Linked DNA regions of Homo sapiens: region 2 is linked to region 1. Evidence: chromatin loops called from intact Hi-C (ENCODE). Cell type or tissue: endothelial cell of umbilical vein. All regions are shown on one strand. Links, peaks and the distances in the headings refer to the core of each region. The heading gives the core; the rest is flanking DNA. Region 1 overlaps LINC01483 (long intergenic non-protein coding RNA 1483). Region 2 overlaps LINC01483 (long intergenic non-protein coding RNA 1483).

The links. Hi-C counts contacts between places; a loop is a spot of excess contacts. Peaks named below come from ENCODE experiments on the same cell type or tissue, not always from the same donor. Only the 100,000 strongest peaks of a DNase experiment are listed, where the experiment ranks them.
Region 2: it touches region 1 in a loop (7-fold over the local background); 2 of 110 quality-filtered maps call a loop at or near these places.

The regions. Positions count from the first base shown.
Region 1 is chr17:69,667,306-69,677,637 of GRCh38, reverse strand. All of the region lies in intron 3 of LINC01483 (long intergenic non-protein coding RNA 1483), which reads right to left. Among named protein-coding and RNA genes, the nearest start is that of LINC01483, 78 kb to the right of the region's middle. In endothelial cell of umbilical vein, for the core only: no CTCF peak of the experiment used is centred there; a DNase peak (open chromatin) is centred at 4,517; H3K27ac peaks cover 1,529 bases.
Region 2 is chr17:69,865,536-69,875,867 of GRCh38, reverse strand. All of the region lies in intron 4 of LINC01483 (long intergenic non-protein coding RNA 1483), which reads right to left. Among named protein-coding and RNA genes, the nearest start is that of LINC01497, 91 kb to the left of the region's middle. In endothelial cell of umbilical vein, for the core only: no CTCF peak of the experiment used is centred there; DNase peaks (open chromatin) are centred at 1,387 and 5,477; H3K27ac peaks cover 2,238 bases.

The DNA.
Region 1 (10,332 bases), core at 846-8,845:
GGAACAAAGAGATGAATATTTATGTGATACTCTAATTCTATAATCCCCTATATTATTGAGAACAGGATTACTGAATTGGAGAAAGAAGATAAAGACGTGATATCAAAATAGGTTAAGTGAAAACCTCAAGTAGTTGTGAATTTTAATTGGAAGATCGATACAAACTCATGATTTTTTATCTTTAAAACATATCTATATATTTCTTAGTACTGCCGACTAAGAAAGCCAACCCAGTAGCAATGATGACCCCTACAGACTAGACTGTAGCGTCCAAATACTTTTTCCCACTGAAACGAACCAGGGCTTCTTGTAGAAATGGTTGTGTACAGATATAGAACAGGAAATGTACAAATTAGACTGGAATTCTACCATATGAAAAGAACCCTCTAGAAGACAATAGATGTCTTGTAAAAGCACTCAGGAGCCACCCGAATCAGCTCCCGCTGGTCAAAGTGGGGGATAATTTGAACACCAATAAGGAGAATAACTGCAATGGATTGGCACATCCCAAGGATGTATTTCATGTATGCATGCCTGCATTTTTATATGTATGTATAATATATGAGATCACAATAATCTCCCCAAAATAAATAATCACACTAATTGATCATAGTTGGATGATGCTTACTACCTCATTATTTTGAAAACTAAAAAATACATAGAAAAAAATTCAGCATTTATTATTTTCCTATAGAAACTGTACCATTTGGAAGAAGAGTTGTAAATGAGGCATTTCTCTTTATAGAAGTTCCTAGCTAATGCATGAAAAAAAATGTTAGAATTAGACTATAAGAATTTTTCAAACCCCAATGAATTCACCTAGGATGTAGGTTGCTAACAACAGCATCTACAAACATCATAAAAAGAAAATAAGTCTCCCTCCAGAAGAAACTAAAGCTACCCACAAGCCTCCCCCTGCCCACAACCATACCACCAATTAATTTTCAGATTTATTTGATGAAGTCTTTACACATAACTATCGATTTATAGGAAGCTCAGAGGACAGAGCCGTGTGAAATACTATCTGCAAAATCCAGACTACAGACAGAATAGCCCAGTTTATTAAATGAATAAATTGCAAAGAGAGAGAGAAAGAAGCAGAGAGAGAGAGCAAGAGAGGGAGCCTATAAATTAAAAGTTATTTGAAAGACTTCAAATATCAACCTATTGTAACATGGAAATTATTTGGATCCGAATTCAAAGAATTTGTAAAAATTTAAAATACAAATAGTCACTGACTAGATATTTGATGATACTAAGAAACTACTGCTAATTATTTTTAAGTGAGATAATGGCACTGTGGTTTTATATTTTTGAGACCTTGTCTTTTAGAGATGCAAGCAGAAATATTACGGATGACATAATATGATGTCTAGGATTGCTTTCAAAATAACATGGGAGGAGGGTATCAGTGCAGAGATAAAATGAATTTGGCCATGAATTGTTAGTTGTTGAAGCCGGGGGTTGAGTACTAGCCAGATCACAATAGTGGTCTGTTTTCTTTTGTATGTTTGGAATGTTCTATGATTAATATTTAAGCAAGGAAAAAGATCTTGAATGTGAAGTATTTAGACAGTACCTGTCACATAAGAAACAATTACTTAGGGCCGGGCGCAGTGGCTCACGCCTGTAATCCCAGCACTTTGGGAGGCCAAGGTGGGCGGATCACCAGGTCAGGAGATCGAGACCACCCTGGCTAACACGGTGAAACCCCATCTCTACTAAAAAAAAAAAAAAAAAAAAAAAAAAAAAATTAGCTGGGCATGGTGGTAGGCGCCTGTAGTCCCAGCTACTTGGGAGGCTGAGGCAGGAGAATGGCATGAACCCGGGAGGCGGAGCTTGCAGTGAGCTGAGATTGCGCCACTGCACTCCAGCCTGGGCGACAGAGCGAGACTCCATCTCAAAAAAAAAAAAAAGGGAATATTCATTTAGTTATTGGTAATTAACTATTAATATTATTTTATTACTTTATAGATGAGAGTTCATAAGGTTAGTTTTCCCAAAGATATTTATTTTAAGTAAGGTATATACATGTGTATAAAACATACAGCAATTCAGTAAGTAATACATATATATGTATACCACAATAAAGCATTATTATCAGTATCACCTCATGTTCCATATCATTGGGCTCTTCAGAGGTATGGGTTATTGAGTTCAAGACTAGCAACCCACTTCACAAAATGGCTTTTGTAAAAAGATATTTTAGAATTCATTTATTGAAACATCATAAATTTTAACAAACACTATAATGAAATGTAATTGACCAATTTTATTATCTCTTTATAAGGAGATAATTACTCTTTATAAACAGTAATTTACTGTAATTTTACTGTAGTAAATTATTTTGTAAAAAGTAATAAATCATGAGAAATTGACATGTTTTGTTGTTCAGTTGCATAACCACTTTCTCTATTTGTCTCACTCCAACTGAAAATAAACAAGGTCTACCCCATGCAAAGCCCTGATGTATTGTTGCTTGCTTATATGCCCAACTTCCCCTTTCTGTACCTGTTTTCCCATTGTCCTGCCTGATAATCTTTCTTACAAACTCAGTCATCCAACACCCTCCTGCAATCTTCAGTCCCTATGCTATCAAAAGAGATCTAAGTGGTTTTCACTGGTCAAATTGGATATACTTTGATTCACACTAAATCATACCAAAAATCCTGCTTTAATCTGGTATTTACATTTTAAAGATTTTGTTTCTTTGTTTTATAGAAGAATACACTAAAGCACTTCTCTACTTTTATTAAGGGGAGATTTGGTGATCAGAAAAGATCTATTCAGGCCTGGCACCCTCTGTCCCAGGTGGTGGAGACAAAGCTCATCTCTAAGTCAACATAGGTAATAAAAATAATTTCAGGAAGGTGGCAATGGAGATGACATTCTAGGCAAAGCGAAAGGCAGACATAAGCACACAGCTGCAGGTGATATGCAAGTGCATAACTTGTTTGGGGAGAACGTTGTAAAGGATTTGGTGGTTGGGGGATTTATGCTTTAAGCTATAGGTCAGCAAACTGGAGCCAGAGGCCCAAATCCAGCCTGCCACCTGTTTGGGAACCATAAGCTAAGAATGGTTTTTACAGTCTTTAATGGTTGGAAAAAACATAAGAATAGTATCTAGTAAGATGTGAGAATTATATGAAATCCAAATTTCAGTGTCTATAAATAAATTTTCTTTGAGCACAGTTTACCTGTATTCTATGGCTGTTTTGTGCATGACAGCAGAGCTGAGTAATTGAAATAGAGACGACGTGGCCCGCAAGCCCTAAAATATTTTCTATCTTGCCCTTTACAGAAAAAGTTTGATGATCCCTGCTTTAATTAAGAGGGAACCAACAGAGGATTATAATGCAGAAAACCATGATCATGTTTATGTTTTAGGATAGGTAAAATAATATAAAGAGTTGAAATTCTGAATGCGTATATTACCAAATTGGCCTTTAGAAAGTTATACCAATTTGGGCTAGGTGTGGTGGCTCATGCCTGTAATCCCAGCACTTTGGAAGGCTGAGAGGGTCGGATCACCTGAGGTCAGGAGTTCAAGACCAGCCTGACCAACATGGTGAAACCCCATTTCTACTAAAAATACAAAAATTAACTGGGTGTGGTGGCATGTGCCTGTAATCCTAGCTATTCCTGAGGCTGAGGTAGGAGAATCGCTTGAGCCTGGGAGGCGGGGGTTGCAGTGAGCTGTGATCACACCACTGCACTCCAGTCTGGGTGACAGAGCAAGACTCTGTCTCAAGAAAAAAAAAGAAAGAAGGAAGGAAGGAAGGAAGGAAAGAAAGAAAAAGGAAGGAAGGAAGGAAAGAAAGAAAGAAAACAAAAAGAAAGTTACACCAATTTCCAAGGCAACAAGAAGTTTAGAAGAATGCCTGCTTCATTAATTGGGCACTTGATTTCAATGGGTATCATTATTGAATATATTCTTCCTGTTTACGCTATTTACTTTAATGGGCCCAAAAATAATGCTGTCATATTACTTTCATTAGAATTACTTGCTTGTCAGAGTGAACATTTTTTCAAATGTTTAATAGTAATTCCACATTTCCTGCATGTCTGTACTCTATTTCCAACAAACTTTTAAATTGATGTGTAAGAACTCTCTATGTGATGTTTAACCTTCAGCCTCAAGTCTGAGCAAATAGGTCAACCAATGTCTCCTGGAAGGGAAGGTCTCAGTAGGATGTCCTAGTGTGATGTCCCCTTGTGGGATATCAATTTGGTGAGCTCATGCTCTCAATAACACTGATACAAAATTGCCATCTGGAGAGTTAGACTAAAAGAAATAATGCACATATTCATCTCTTTGACTTATTTTCCTTTGATTTTGTATATTAAGAGACTAGTTTGTTCTTGTTTCTGGTTTTGCTGTTTGTTCATTTGCCTGTTTGTTTTTCCTTTGAACACAAAATTTGTTTCAAAAAATTCCAAGGCAATAGAATCAGCACCTTCTTAATGTATCTTATCTGCCACTAACCATCTGTCTGGGCCAACTTGGATGCCTTGAACAAGCTCAATGGCTTACTCATCAGGAACACATTTTCCTGCTAGGACACTGATAAGCCATCAGCAGTACAACTGATCTTAACTTCCCCAGACTAATTCCAAGGAAATTTACCCACATTGACTACTTGCAGAAAGCCATTTAACTACTCAAAGACAGTGAAATTGGCATAGAAACACTTTGCAGGAAATAAACGTAAACCTAAAAAACCATCCAGTCACAGTTAAAGACTTGGCTCTGTATAACTCCAAACCTGAAGTTCCTATTTTCCGACCTCTGGGTTTTCTTTTCTGCCAAAGGACTAAGAAGAATAAGTGATAGAACGAGAGACAGAGACAGAGAGAGAGAGAGGTATTTTCTTTCAATAATTATCAATAAAAATCATGAATAGAGTTATGAAAATTGTATGTTTACTAAAGAAACTGCAATGTGACATCTCACTTCAGACTCCTAATCTTCAGTCCCTTTATTCCAAATATTCAAATTTCATTAGAAAATAACAATTCCAAAATCTAAAATTCTTTAATTAACATGTACTTAAAATTACTAAATAATAGGAAATTTGAAGATAGACTTTGCTGCATTAAATTTTCTCAGCTTTTGTACTCTGTCATGTTGCATAATTTGAATTTTAAACTTTCTATGGAAAAGCTAATAATCTATTGAGATAAAAACTCATCTAAGTTTTGCAGCCAAGGACATTGAGGTAAGCACATTCTATTCTGTAGAAGAGAAATAAAACTTTACAATATTCACTAGAAGGAATACAGTGAAAAACTAGCTGCATGAAACTAATTCCCCCAACCCAGAAAGAAGTATGGACAGTTGAGGCTTAATTGCGGCAGTCATGAAGAAAAAAGGTCAAGTCAAATTTACAATGGTAACAATTTTTAAGGGAACTCTGAAAGTTCATTGATTGTATTAGAAGAGTATTGCTTATGTGGCCCTCATTGTCCAGGGTGGAAATCAAAAGCTCAGTTTACTAGGGGTCTCCACGTTGACACCATGTAGGCTCTCTTCTCTACCCATTCCCACCCTGTAACTATACACAAGTGTTTCTAGGCTTCCAACGTAGCCAGGTTTCATGGTGCGATGAAAGTATCATTCCAAATTCACAGTTATTCAGGAATAGTGAGAAGCCCCAAATCTCCCGGTTCATTGCCCCAGACAAAAGCATTGGCTTCCTCCTCGGTCCCAGGAAACTATACTGCTTGGGCAATTGGAGGGTGTAGATATACTGCATTTGGATCTCAATCATTGTGCTCAGTGGTTGCTCTCCCCATTCAGAGTTCCCAGGGCACTCAGTGGTGGCGTGACCCAACATCACTTTCTCAGACCATCTGTAGAGGCAGCACCTGCTAATTCCCTGCTGAGATTTCTATTGGCAAGGCTTGCTCAAAGCACTTGTTCAAAGCTCTGGGAAATTGCATAATATTGTGTTAACTTTCTGACTGCACTTTCTGCTCCTGTCTGTGGTTCTTTAAGGTAAGGTACATTTTCATTCATCTTCTGTTGAGTGAAAGTCATACAAAATTCGAATTTCCTTACGCATTCATTCAACTTCTGTTGAGTGAAATTCATACAGAATTTGAGTTTCCTTAATGGCCCTCACAGACAGCAGCAATATATAGTTTATCAGTCACCTCTCCTGGGATAGAATGCTGTATTATAGTCCCTTGCTGTTGGAAGGGTAGTCTGAGGACCAGTAGCATTGGCATCACCTGGGGGTTGAATAGAAATGCAGAATCTCGTCCCCCACCTCAGCCCCATTAAATCAGAATCTGTATTTTATCAAGAACTCAATGTGATTCATATGCACCTTAATGTTTAAGAAGCATGGCATGCTGGTGGGGCTGTGGAGAAATAAGAACACTTTTACACTCTTGTTGGGAATGTAAATTAGTTCAACCATTGTGGAAGACAGTGTGGCGATTCCTGAAAGACCTAGAACCAGAAATACCATTTGACCCAGCAATCCCATTACTGGGTATATACCCCAAAAAATGTAAATCATTCTATTATAAAGATACATGCACAGCTATGTTCACTGCAGCACTATTCACAACAGCAAAGACATGGAATCAATCCAAATGCCCATCAATGATAAACTAGATAAAGAAAATGTGGTATGTATATGCCATGGAATACTATGCAGTCATAAAAAGGAACAAGATCATGTCCTTTGCAGGAACATGGATGGAGCTGGAAGCCGTTATCCTCAGCAAACTAACAGAAACAGAAAACCAAACACCACATGTTCTCATTTATAAGAGGGAGCTGAACAATGAGAACATGTGGACACAGGGAGGGGAACAACACATACTGGGGCCTGTTGCGGGGAGGTAGGAGGAGGGAGAGCATCAGGAAAAATAGCTAATGCACGCTGGGCTTAATACCTAGGTGATGGGTTGATAGGTACAACAAACCACCATGACACACATTTACCTATATAACAAACCTGCACATCCTGCACATGTACCCCAGAAATTAAAATAAAATAAAATGAAGTGTGGCAAAAAGAAATGTTTACTTCAGTGCATCCCACTTACATATGAAACAAAGGAGCATACATCCAAAACTCCTTTTGGAAATAGCCCTTACTTTTATCCAGTAAATTTCCAAGGGAAATGCACAAAAAACATTCTAATATGTGTGGGTTATACCTAAGTGAAGAATCCCTTGAGGTTAATCAATGGTTTTCTGTGCAAAAATGGAAATCAATGGCATTTGATATGAGCTGATTTAACTTGCAAATGATACGGCATATTTATGCAAATAATGGCAAGTAGGCCCCTAGTCGTCTCTACCAAAACCCACACTTTATGTCACACCTGATTTTTGTCTCATACTCATGGAACTGTTCATGATGACACTTTCATGAAACTGTTCCTAGTGAGAGGAAGAAAACCTGAAAATAATTTTTAATATTATTTGTGAGTTACCTATAATAGTTCTTCAATAAATGCCAGAAATTTTCCAAATTTGCCTCTTACCTCAATATTCCTCACTGGTATTAACTATGATAAGAATAACTCAACATATAAATCACCCGGTTTCATCTCCACTCAGCATCTTTAGTAAAAGGGCCTAAAAGGCTGAATGTTTAACAAGCACCAGCATGATTCTTAGCAACAAGGAATTCTGAAAAACTTGGCAAGTTGTTCCACACTCGAGAGGGTATCAGATTCACCAGTATGCACTCTGTTAAAAAGATCAGGTTTCTGGATCCCAGCCTGAGGTCCTGATTCAGTAGGTTGATGGAGGAGCACAGGATCTGCATTTTAAACAAATAGCCGAGGTGATGCTCAACGAACTATTCCAAAAACCACCCCCTGAAGGGCATTGCATAGGGGTATTACCCTACTGCAAATTTGTCCCCATCCTGTTGTCTGGGACCAAAGCCACTCTCAAGTCATAGTCTACTGGATCATATTTCCCATGGTTATGGTTCAGACCTTTACAGCCCAATTTAACACAAAATGTGTTCTTGCCTCAATGACGTTACTAACTAGTTCCCTGTAATTTTCCTATCAACAACTAAACTCCCTACCAGTCCGTTAGATCCTTAGTAGTTAAGGTTCCCGTCCTCAAAGCCCAAATTACCCCTGATAAGGTCATGGAAAAATTCTTCCGGCTCTGTCCAATGCCAGCTTCTTGAGCAGAACTTTGCTGTCTACCTGCTGCCTGCAATTGGGGATCCTTGTTCATTGTTGTGATCTTTTCTTTGCTTAATTGATCAGAGGTTTTCATATTTATTTTTAGCCACAAAACTTTTCCAAGAAAAATCTTACATGGAACTCCAGTAAATTATCAACCAAGCAAAACTGCTCTGAGATCGTGGGAGAAAGGAAAGTGCAGGCAGAATCTAAGTAGGCATTCTTCCCCCTCCCCAGTGCACACATGCATGCACACAGTCACATCCTCATTCACCCATTTACACACACACAACTATTTGCTCACATTTATGCACACTTGCATTTGCACACTCCTGTTCACACTTACACATACACAATCACATGTACATCCTCATTTATACAAATACACTCATATGCACACACCTTATTTGCTCACATTTACACGCACACATACACACACGACCCTGAGGCAGTTCTGCAGAACCTTGTGGATCTATGGAACACAGTCTGAAAATCTCTACTCTGGGTCACGGATTCAATTTTTTCGCCATTGTCTTATTGGACTGCCTTCCCAGACTTGAATTCCTGACTTTAAATCTACCTTCAAAAGATAAAATGTCTCTTCTTGAAAAACAACTAATGAAATTAGCTCCCGTGTTTACACTTCCAGTTCCATCTTACTCTATGGATTGGGTAAAAGTTCCCATCCAAACAATTCCTATTCAGGCCTACTCAACCATTTATCAAGCTTGGGCTGTTATATGCTCATAAATATTTTCTGGAAAAATAAATTAACAAATTAAAGTTAGAAATCATCATGTGCAACTGAAATACCTAAGTATTTAATGCTTTGGTACTATTATAAATTTTATTTTTTAAATTTAAATTTATATTTTTTCAATGCTAATATATTGAAATATGTTGATTTTTGCACATTGACTTTGTATCCTGCAATCTTGCCAGGCTCATTATGACTTTTAGTACCCTTTTGAAGATTCTTTAGACTTCTCTACACAGGCAATCATGTTGTCTGCAAATATAAACATGGCTAGTTCTTCCTTTCCAAGCTACATGCTTTTTATTTATTTTGCTTACATAATTGCACTGGCAAGGACCTCCAGTATGAGGTGGATTAGGAATGGTGAGAGCAGATATCCTTGTCTTGTTTTTAATATTAGAGGGAGAACATTCTATCATCAAGTATGATGTAAGCGCCAGGCCACCTTTTAGTATATGCTCTTTATCTTATATAAGAAAGTTTCATCCTACCCCTGGTTTACATAAAGAGTTTTTATCATGGGGCAAGGCGGGGTGGCTCATGCCTGTAATCCTAGCACTTTGGGAGGCCAAGGTGGGTAGATTGCCTGAGCTCAGGAGTTCAAGACCAGCCTGGGCAACATGATGAAACCCTGCCTCTACTAAAAATACAAAAAATTAGCTGGGAGTGGTGGTGCGTGCCTATAATCCCAGCTACTCTGGAGGCTGAGGCACAAGAATCGCTACAGGCAGAGGTTACAGTAAGCCGAGATCGTGCACTGCACTCCAGCCTGGACGACAGAGTGAGACTCTCTCTCAAAAAAAAAAAAAAAAAAAGAGTTTGTACCATGAACAGGTGTTAAGTATTATCCAGAAGATCATATGGTTTTCCTTCTCCAAGCTGTTGATATGATGAAGTTCATTGATTGATTTTTGCATATTGAACCAGCTTATATATTTGGCATAAACCCCGGTAGGTCATGATATATTATCCTTTTTATATAGCACTGGATTCACTTTGCTAGTATTTTCTTCAGAATTTTTACATCTATGTTTATGAGTGATATTGGTCTATAGTGTTCATTTTTTGAAATGTCCATGTCTGGTTTTGGTATCATGGTAATGTTGGCCTTATAAAATGAGCTGAGAAGTATTCTTTTCTTTTCTTTTTTTTTTTTTTTTTGAGACTGAGTCTCACTCTGTCACCCAGGCTGGAGTGCAGTGGTGCGATCTCGGCTCACTGCAACCTCTACCTCCCAGGTTCAAGCGATTCTTCTCCCTCAGCCTCCTGAGTAGCTGGGACTACAGGTGCCTGCCACCACGCCAGCAAATTTTTTGTATTTTTAATAGAGACAGGGTTTCACTGTGTTAGCCAGGATGGTCTCGGTCTCCTGACCTCGTGATCTGCCTGCCTCGGCCTCCTAAAGT
Region 2 (10,332 bases), core at 979-8,978, 200 kb before region 1:
CCTCCTATGTTTCTTGAAAGAGGTTGTGAAGGATTGATATTCATTCTTTTTTAAACACTTGGTAGGATTCATCAGTCATTCTTGTCATCATGTCCCAGGGTTTTCTTGTGAAAAATTTGTTATTACTAATAGTCACTTTATTGTTATAAGTATATTTAGCTTTTCTATTTCTTCTCAAGTCAGTTTAGGTAGTTTTTGTCTTTCTAGGAATTTGTTGACATACAACTGCTTATATTCTTTTTATTTCTCTAGGTTCAGTAGTAAGTACTCCCATTCATACCTGATTTTGATCATTTACATTTTCTCCCTGTTTTTCTTGGTCAGCCTACCTAAACTTTGTCAATGTTGTTGATTTTTCCAAATAACCTACTTTTGATTTTATTTATGTCCTCTATTGTTTTTCTATTCTCTATTTACTTCTACTTCAATCATTTTCATTTCTTTCTTTCTGTTTACTTTGCATTTAATTTGCTTTTGTATTATTAGCTTCTAAAAGGAGAAAATCAGGCTATTGATTTGCGATCTTTATTATTTCTTAATATAGGCATTTACCACTATCAATTTCCTTCTAAATGACTGTAATAGCTGCATTCTGTAAGTTTTAGTGTGTTGTGGTTTTGTTCTCATTTGTAAAAATAATTTATGTTCTTTATGCTGTCTCTTTTGGCTTTTTGGTTATTTAAGAGTGTTGTTTAATTTTCCTAAATTTCCTTTTGTTATTAACTTCCCATTTCATTTTCTTATGATCAGAGAACATGCTTTGTATAATTTTAATTTTTTTACATTTATTGAGACATTTTATGGCTTCACACATGATTCATCTTGGGGAATGTACCTTCTGCACATGAGAAGAATGTAATCTCAAGTTTTTGGGTAGGGTGCTAGCTATATAGATCTCTTTTAGCTTTGCTATTCAGACATTCTATTTTTTACTGGTCTCTGTCCAGTTATTCTAGCCATTATTAAAAGTGAAATATCAATGTCTCCAACTATTAACGTTGAACTATTTATGTCTTCCTTCAATTCTCTCAGTATTTGCCTCATGCATTTTGGAACTCTGTTGTTCAGTACATATATGTTTATACCTAGCATGTCTTCTTGATTAACTCTTTTATCATTAAAAAGTATCCTTCTTTGTCACTAATGACAGTTAGTCTTAAGGCACATTTTGTCTGATATTAGTATAGTCATTACAGCTCACTCTGATATTAGTATAGTCATTGCAGCTCACTTTGGCATTTTACAACTCTGACTTAATCTTCACTTCCTGCTTGCATAGAGTCTCCAAGTAAGCCAGAAGTGAGAACTCAGACTTTCTAAGAAATTTTCTGGAAATTTACAAAATTCTATGTAGACCTATTGCCTCCTAGAGTCTCAGAAATATGTTGGAGGTCTTCCAAGTCTCCATGGATATCTCATTTTCCAGCTTTTCTTTTTCTTTTTAATTCAGCTCCTTGTTTGGCCCAACTGTTATCAATGCCTCAGGCATCTGCAATGATGAGTAATTACTGCTGATTGTTTTCAACAAATGCCTTGAGAAAAAGGCCTTTCACACTGGCCAAGCTTTGAGTCAGGTCAAATAAAAACAAGTGCTGTCAATTGCACTTCCAGTGTACTGCCCTACAGAATCAAATAAAGCTCAGGGATTGGGGTTTAGGGGAGCTCCACACTCATTCTTCCCCTTCTAGTGGTTTCTAGGCTGCTAGTTGTCACCATGATTGCAGGGCTATGTTTTCAATGCTGCTGTAAATCCTGGAGGAGAGGATTTCACAGGGTAACTTACAACTGCACATAGATTGCTGTTTTTCCAAGAGATGCAGCAGGTTTTTTTCTGAGTAAATGCTCCTTGGATTTCTGCGAGGTTTCCCAGGTCTGGAAAAGCTGATTTTGGAAATTTTGCCAGTGTTCTTATTGTTTTTATAGAGAAGCAGATTTTTAGAAATCTTTACTCTTCCATTCACGCTGATGTTACCCCCATTACAGACATGGAGGTAGCCTATTCCTAGAAATTTTAGGAAAAAAAAACCTTGTCGCCAAGTAACCTGGAAGCCTGGTGTATGTTTCTATGCCTTCATTTCCAAATATACTAAAAATAATGCAAGTGACCTCTTACAGGTGAGAAAAGGCACTAATTTAATTGGCAATTAAATTCCCTTAACTGACTTTGAGTAGGAATTACTGTGGATAGAAATGCGAGAAAGGTGAGCTCCAACTTGGTTTCTGTTCTCAGAAAGCTTTTAGTCAGTTTTATGTGCTTGTAGCACGTCTTCTATGGGAGTCCACATATTTCCATTTTAAAAAGTTTGTGGTGTCCATGTTCCCAAGATGTTGGTTTGGCAAGGCGTGTGAGAAAATCTAAAGGGCAAAGTGCAGAGATGAGAGTTGTCAATTATTCAATCAAGTTGTATAGACACCAATGTGGACTCTTCTGGCTTGAAAAGGCAGGGAAGAGTTTCAACTTGGAAGGTGTTTTTCTATTTGAACCTGAGGATCAAGATTAACATCTTCTCTTACCAATACGTTCTGGATAGTTGTATTTTATTTTCAGGCTTTGATAAACCTGGAATGCCACTGCTTTATGGGTAGCCACAAGGCTGGACTTCACATGAGAATTCGGCTTTTGTGAGTCTAGCCTTAGCGCCTTTTCTTTCCCTTCTCTTCATTTTGCAAATGAACGTAAACAATTCATTTCCCATTTGAAAACCTACCTATAAAATCAAGGAAAAAAAATGTGTTTAAGTTCCCTTAACTAGTATCCTCTACAGTTTCTCTTAAGTCTTGATTTATATTGCACAATAAGGTAGGCTTTTTCCAAACTACATTAGGGTGATAAATACAACAATGTATTTTATCCTAGAAGAAGTTAATTCCTATCTGGTAGCTTTGATAAATGTGCTTCTGATACCTCTTATTCTAATTATGCAATAAAATAACTAGGCTTTTTCAATTCACTTTTCTCAAGCAAACTTTAGCTTACTGTCAGAGGCATGTGAACCAGAGCAACTCCATCTTGAATAGGAGGTGGGTAAAATGAGGCTGAGACCTACTGGGCTGTACTCCCAGATGGTTAAGGCATTCTAAGTCACAGAATGAGACAGAAGGTTGGCACAAGATACAGGTCATAAAGACCTTGCTGATAAAACAGGTTGCAGTAAAGAAGCCAGCCAAAACCCACCAAAACCAATATGGCCACGAGAGTAACCGCTGGTTGTCCTCACTACTACACTCCCACCGGCGCCATGACAGTTTACAAATGCCATAGCAACATCAGGAAGTTACCCTATATGGTTTTAAAAGGGGAGGCATAAATAATCCACCACCCCTTGTTTAGCATATAATCAACAAATAACCAGGGCAACCAGCAGCCCTCTGGGCTTCTCTGTCTATGGAACAGACATTCTTTTATTCCTTCACTGTCTTAATAAACTTGCTTTCACTTTACTCTATGGATTTTCCCTGAATTCTTTCTTGCAGGAGATCCAAGAACCCTCTTTTGGGGTCTGGATTAGGACCCCAGTAAAATTACCACACACCACTAGAGTAATTGACTTATATTCTCTGTCCTCAAGATGGGAGGTTCTTGAGAACAGGAACTTGGTTTTATATTTCATTATATCTCTGATATCTAGCATAAAACCTGGTGCATAATACGTGTCAATAGGTGTTGAACAAATTGTTGCAATTAAATTTAGTAAACATTGATTGAGTGCTTGCCATTTGTCAGCTAACGTTTTAGTAACGGGATACAGGGATGTGTTTAGATTCTCATTGAGAAAAGAAAATATAAGTGCACAAATGACATTAAGCAATGGTAGATGATGCTAATTCCTGTGAAAAACGTAAAACGGATAAATGGAGTAGAGAGTAACAAAAGGAGAATTGGGAGAGTTCTTTCAGTCCAGACAGTTAGAGCCGGCCTCAGTGAAGAGATAACAGAGGAGACAGATTCATGATCGTAGGGAAGATTAATCCAGGCAGAAAAAGAAACAATTGCAAAGGCTCGGAATTGAGCCTGTTTTATTATGTCACACCCAACATGGAATTTCTTCCTAGAATTAGAGGAGAGGAGAGAATTTTTAGATTATGCATTTCTTTAATTTTTTTAATTGCAAACTTCTACTGCTGAAGAATAGGAGCTCTCAGACAACAGGATATTTTGCCAAGACATGAAAACAGCTTTGCTCCTGGAAAATTATTTTAATTGTTCTGGTGGGAGGTATTGAAAAAATATTTACTGGAGATTCACTTTAGGGCCACAAAATTAAAACAGCAATTTAGCAACAGGATCATAGTTAGTGATGTTCGGAGACGTATTTGGTTGTTTCGGTTTATTTTATTTTATGGTAATTTAGCTGAGGTAGCTTTTATTTATTCAGAAATATTTACCCCTTTTCATTAATGATATGTGCTCTTACAATGAAATTTTTTTTTTGCTTTTTTTTTCTCCCAAGTACATCTTAATTAAAGTTTAGCCAATTTTATGCATTGAAAAGTGTAAAAGTATTCCCTGAGCTGAAATTCCTCTGAAAGAGTGGAATAGAGCATGCTTCTTACTGATCCCAAGTGTTCCAAATTCTGACCCAAATAAGACCTTTGGGGGTTCAAGCTCATTTACATTTCATAAAATGTAACTTCCTATTTCTGGAGAATAAAAGGCTTTGAAAGTCACAAGGAAACGGCTCAAAAGGCATCCAGGGCATGAAATAGCTTTAACAAATCCTGCTTGATGAGTTAAGTGTAAAGGAATCAGAAACATATGGATTACATTTCCCATAAAATACACATAGGCTTAATAGCGAAGAAGAAAAAGTGGCTGTGGCCCAATGTGATTCAGGTTTTTTCGAACCTAAAACATTTGGAAAATAGTTCAAGATGGTTAATAAACCCCAAAGCAAGCCCAGTCTGTCCTTCCTACTGTAGGGAGGAATGTGCTGGATTTCAATGCAGTACAAGAGGGTGTCTGCTGGATTACTGACAACTCTCTTTGTCACACAAACAGTACCTCCTAGGGAGACAGAGAGAAAGGCAAGGCAGGTTTGCACTTGTCTGAGATATGCAGAATACTTTGGACCCCACTGGCAGAAAGTGCATGTTTCTTGGTCCTAACTCCTCCTAACAGCCATAACCTTCTGACTCGGTCATTTCAAGTCATGGTTATGGAAAGCCTCCTCCTCTCCTTTCTTTCCATGGCCACCTCCATCCTACTCACTCACCCACCCCCTGTAAAAAAAAAAAAAAAAAAAAGAAGAAAAGAAAAAGAAAAACATCAACATTTCTAAAATTGTTCTTTAAGAGATTGTTCTAATCTGAGCTCATTTAGGAAATGAGGAGTTTGAATAAATTGCATTCCCAGGCTTAAATTACTGTGTCATTCTTGGTGACACAATGAACCCTTTCACCTAGCATTGTGTCCTAGGAAATTACAATTCCTGCCTTGAATGGACCTGCTAGAGAACAAGCAGAGGGTCAGTTGCAGATCATTAGTCAGAGGGGATCCAGAGCCCATGAGTCAGGACCTCTCACTGTTGCAGGAAGCAATCCTGACCACTTACCCCCAAGTCTCTTCAGGCCCACTGCCCTGGGGGAGCTACCACACACTGCAAAAGAATGTCCACACTGTGACTGCAGTGTGGGGACCAGAGACGCACTGAGTCAGGCCTGCTCTTTCAGGTGGAGGTCAATGCTGTTCTGTCAGGCAGAACCAGTACTCCTTTGAGATGCAAGATTTTGAGGAAGTGCTTTCCAGCAAATGCTCCACTTTCTTCAACTTCACAAATTCTTTAAGGTTATCATCTACTTTCCATTTTCACAATCACAACCATTATTCGGGGATTCTTATTCTACCCATTATGTCCACAGTCTTCAACTTAAAGCACCAATCCAACCATATCACCTTTCAGTAACTCTTTCTTCAAACATTTGGTCATCTAACTACTGACCTGTCAGATTCTTACCAAAAAAAATGACCAAGTAATATTGAAACCTGGGGAAGCCTTAGCATTTTCAATCTTAGAAGGCAACTGAAAACAACCTACAGTGAGTAGTTATGTAAATGAGGTGTGTTTAGATTCTGAAGATGATCAGACCAGGCTATCTTTGCCAGACTTCTGCAGGGACTCTGGAGTCTAGAGAGAAGGCAACTGAATATCCATGTGCTGCCTTAACCTTGGAGTCCTCAGGATTCTAACTTGCAAGTTTTCTGCTTAGAACTCAGCATTTGGGGCAATGGCTTCCAGCATTTTTTTTTTCCTTTTCCTTTAAGTTCTGGGATACATGTGCTGAACATGCAGGTTTGTTACATAGGGATACATGTGTCATGGTGGTTTGCCGCACCCATCAACCCATCATCTAGATTTTAAGCTCCGCATGCATTAAGTATTTGTCCTAATACTCTCCCTCCCCTTTCCTCCTACCCTCCGACGGGCCCCGGTGTGTGATGTTCCCCTCCCTGTGTCCATGTGTTCTCGTTGTTTAGCTCCCACTTATGAGTGAGAACATGCGGTATTTGGTTTTCTGTTCCTGTGTTAGTTTGCTGAGGATGATGGTTTCCAGCTTCATCCATGTCCCTGCAAAGGACATTCTTTTTTGTGGCTGCAGCATTTTTGAATATAAAAAATCTTACAGTTCACTATATTCACTTCCCCATTTTAGATCAATACTCAAGACCGAAGGCTTTCTAGTTATCTAGCCTTCCTCATCTTGTCCGCAGGATTATCTGTACTTTCCTGTCATTAGACACCTCTTCCACAGATTACCACTCACTCAAAGCCACCTCTGCAACTCTGTGTTGTGTCTTCTGCCTGACAGACTCTTCCTAGTGCTACCTGCAATATCTGTTCCCTCTCTTCCCCCAGTGCATAAAGCCACTCCTTAGCAAGTTTAACTTCTTCACTTTCTCTCAAAATCTTGTGCCTTCAATTTACCCGGCTGGATGTTTTGTTTGTTTGTTTGAGACAGTGTCTTGCTCTGTCGCCCAGGCTGGAGTGCAGTGGTGTGATCTCAGCTCATTGCAACCTCCGCCTCCTGGGTTCAAGCGATTCTCCTGCTTCAGCCTCCCGAGAAGCTGGGACTACAGGTGCCCGCCACCACACCTGGCTAATTTTTGTATTTTTAGTAGAGATGGGGTTTCACCATGTTGGCCAGGCTGGTCTTGAACTCCTGACCTTGCGATCCACCTGCCTTGGCCTCCCACAGTGCTGGGATTACAGGCGTGAGCCACCGCACCCGGCCTGGATGTTTCTTTACTAAACTCATCTCTACCTGATGCGGTTTGGATATTTGTCCCCTCCAAATCTCATGATAAAATGTAGTATCCAGTGTTGGAGGTAGGACCTGGTGGGAGGTGTTCAGATCATGGGGGTGAATCTCTTATGAATGGATTATCACCACCCCCTTGGTGATGAGTGAGTTCTCACTCTGAGTTCACATGAGATCTGGTTGTTTAAAAGTGTGTGGGCCCTGCTCCCTCTCTCCTTTTCCTGCTCTGGCTGTGTGATACACCAACTTCCCCTTTTCCTTCTGCCATGATGGTAAGCTTCCTGAGGCCTCACCAGAAGCAGAAGCTGGCACCATTCTTCCTGTACAGCCTGCAGAAGCATGGGCCAAATAAACCTCTTTTCTATATATATTACCCAGTCTCAGATATTTCTTTACAGTAATGCAAAAACTGGCCAACACACCACTTGACATATTGTGTACAGGTCAGCCATCTCTTATTCTTATTCTTATTCTTTTTGTTTGGGGTTTTTCTTTTCTTTTTCTTTTTTTCTTTTTTTTTTTTTTTTTTTTTGAGACAAGGTCTCACTCTGTCACCCAGGTTGGATTGCAGTGGCACCATCATGGCTCACGGCAGCATTGAACTTCTGGGCTCAAACCATCCTCCTACCTCAGCCTCCTGAGTTTCTGGGACTACAGGCATGCTCCACTATACCCAGCTAACTTTTTGCTTATTTGTAACGATGAGATCTCCCTATGTTGCCCGGTCTGGTCTCGAACTCCTGGGCTCAAGCAACTCTCCCACCTTGGCCTCCCAAAGTGCTGGAATTACAGGTGTGAGCCACCATGCCCAGCCACCATCTCTTATTCTAAACATATAAATCCAAACATCCTTTTGACAAAGTTCTCTTTTTTTGCAAGTTCTCTTCTTTTGCAACTCCTATTAACATCTAATAAAGACTAAGTTTATCCAAGTTAGTAAGATAACGTGCAATTTATGAATATGCAGTATATATACAATATTACTTTGCTACAATTAGCAAAACAGCAAGAGGATTGTAGGTAGGTATGTCTGTGTATTTGAATATCATTCTATGTGATTTTCCTCTATCTCCCTCCAACTAGAATGTAAAAACTTTATGGATACTGTAAATTAGCTTATTTTGTTTACTTCTGTATACCCAGTTTCTAGAATAGTAAGCCCCCCAAAAATATCTTTCCTGAATGATTAGATGAAATCCATTCTTCCATGGGGGTAATCCCATAGCAAAATAAACTCCTACATCTTTAACCTTTCTACTCTATATTTCTCTGCCTCACTGTGGTGATTACGACCTGATTCTCCCAGAGGTAAAATTTCTTCTGCAGATCTTCCAAATCCATGAGTTTATCTGCCTGGGGTAAAACCTCTTTTCCCTTTGAAGTTCCTGCATTTGACTCTCCTCTGCCCTGCCATGTTGTCCTCATCAATCCACTCCCCAGTACCCACTCTTCCTTCATCAAGGACTTTGGCATGTGGCTTTCCATCTTCATTGCCATCACAGTTCCTACCAACACTCTGCGAGTCTCCAATAGGCACAGGGATGACACCTCTGATGCCCGGCCCTCTTGGTTCCTCCACACTCTCAGCACTCCAGTCCCCTTTCCCTGCACACTTCATTAGCTCCTTGTTCCCACAGTCAAATGTCATCCTTATTACAGTAAATGCCACCGATACTTCTTGGACGGACGCCTACAGTTTTAGCTCCCTCTCGGGTGCTTCTCTTTACCTGTACTTCCCCTGCATACAATCTCCAACCCTTTGAGCCTTTACTTATTCCCATAAGCCCCTCCTTCCTCACTTCCTTCCCTATGCAGCTCACTGTTCACCAGCCCAGAGACTTCTGTGAACCCCAAAAATCTGAGACAGGTCTCGGTTAATTTAGAACGTTTATTTTGCCAAGGTTGAGGACATACACCCATGACACAGCCTCAGGAAGTCCTGATGACATGTGCCAAAGGTGGTCGGGGCACAGCTTGGTGTTAATACATTTTACGGAGACATGAGACATCAATTGATATGTGTAACATACACATTGGTTTAGTCCAAAAAGGTAGGACAGCTTAAAGGAGGGGCTTCCAGGTCATAGGTAGATAAGAGACAAATGGTTGCATTCTTTTGAGCCTCTGATTAGCTGCTCCAAATACATAATCAGATATGCATTTATCTCAGTGAGCAGAGGTGTGACTCTGAATAGAGTGGGAGGCAGGTTTGCCCTAAGCAGTTCCCAGCTTGAGTGATTTTGGGGGCCCAATATTTATTTTCCTTTCACACTTCTTTGTCAGTACCTTGACCTCCCTAAGTTTAATGTTTTTGCTTTTTTTGTTTGTTTGTTTGTTTTCTGTTCCAGCCACCCAGATAAGTCAAAATGTCACCTTTTTCCCTGCTTAGAGAAAATTATGCTGTCTTACAGGTTGATGCCTTAAAAACACCTAACCTCTAACCTCAAGCCCCTAACCTCAAGGCATGCCTGATGCTGTCCAGCTCTCTCTTGAATTTCTTTATTCAGCCTTCATTTTCCAAAGGAACTATTTAAACCCTCTTAAGCCCTTCAACATTTTAACCCTGTCATTTGCCCCAACACTATGCAGGTAAACACATCTTCCTGTTTCACAGAATAGCCAGCACACGGGAGCTCTTGACTTCCTTCTAGGCTTAGGAGCTAACCAGGGACAGATTCTCTTCATTCCATTCTAAAGGAAGAAGTGCTGTCCCCAACCTGCATTCTAAAACCCAACCTTTGATCCTTCTGATGGGCTTGGTTATCTTGATTATTTCATTTCTCTTCCAAGTTGTTAACTTCTCCATATATGTTGGCTCCTTTTCAATAGCATTTAAAGATGGGCAATCCTATCTTACCAAGACAAAATAAACTCTCCTTGAAACCCACAACTTCTGCCATACGCCTCTTATCTCTGCTCCCTTTCATTGATAAATGTCCTTAAAAGAGTGTTTAGAGCTGGCCAGGTGTGGTGGCTCACACCTGTAATCCCAGTACTTTGGGAGATCCAGGCGGGCGGATCACCTGAGGTCAGGAGTTCAAGACCAGCCTGGCCAACATGGTGAAACCCTGTCTC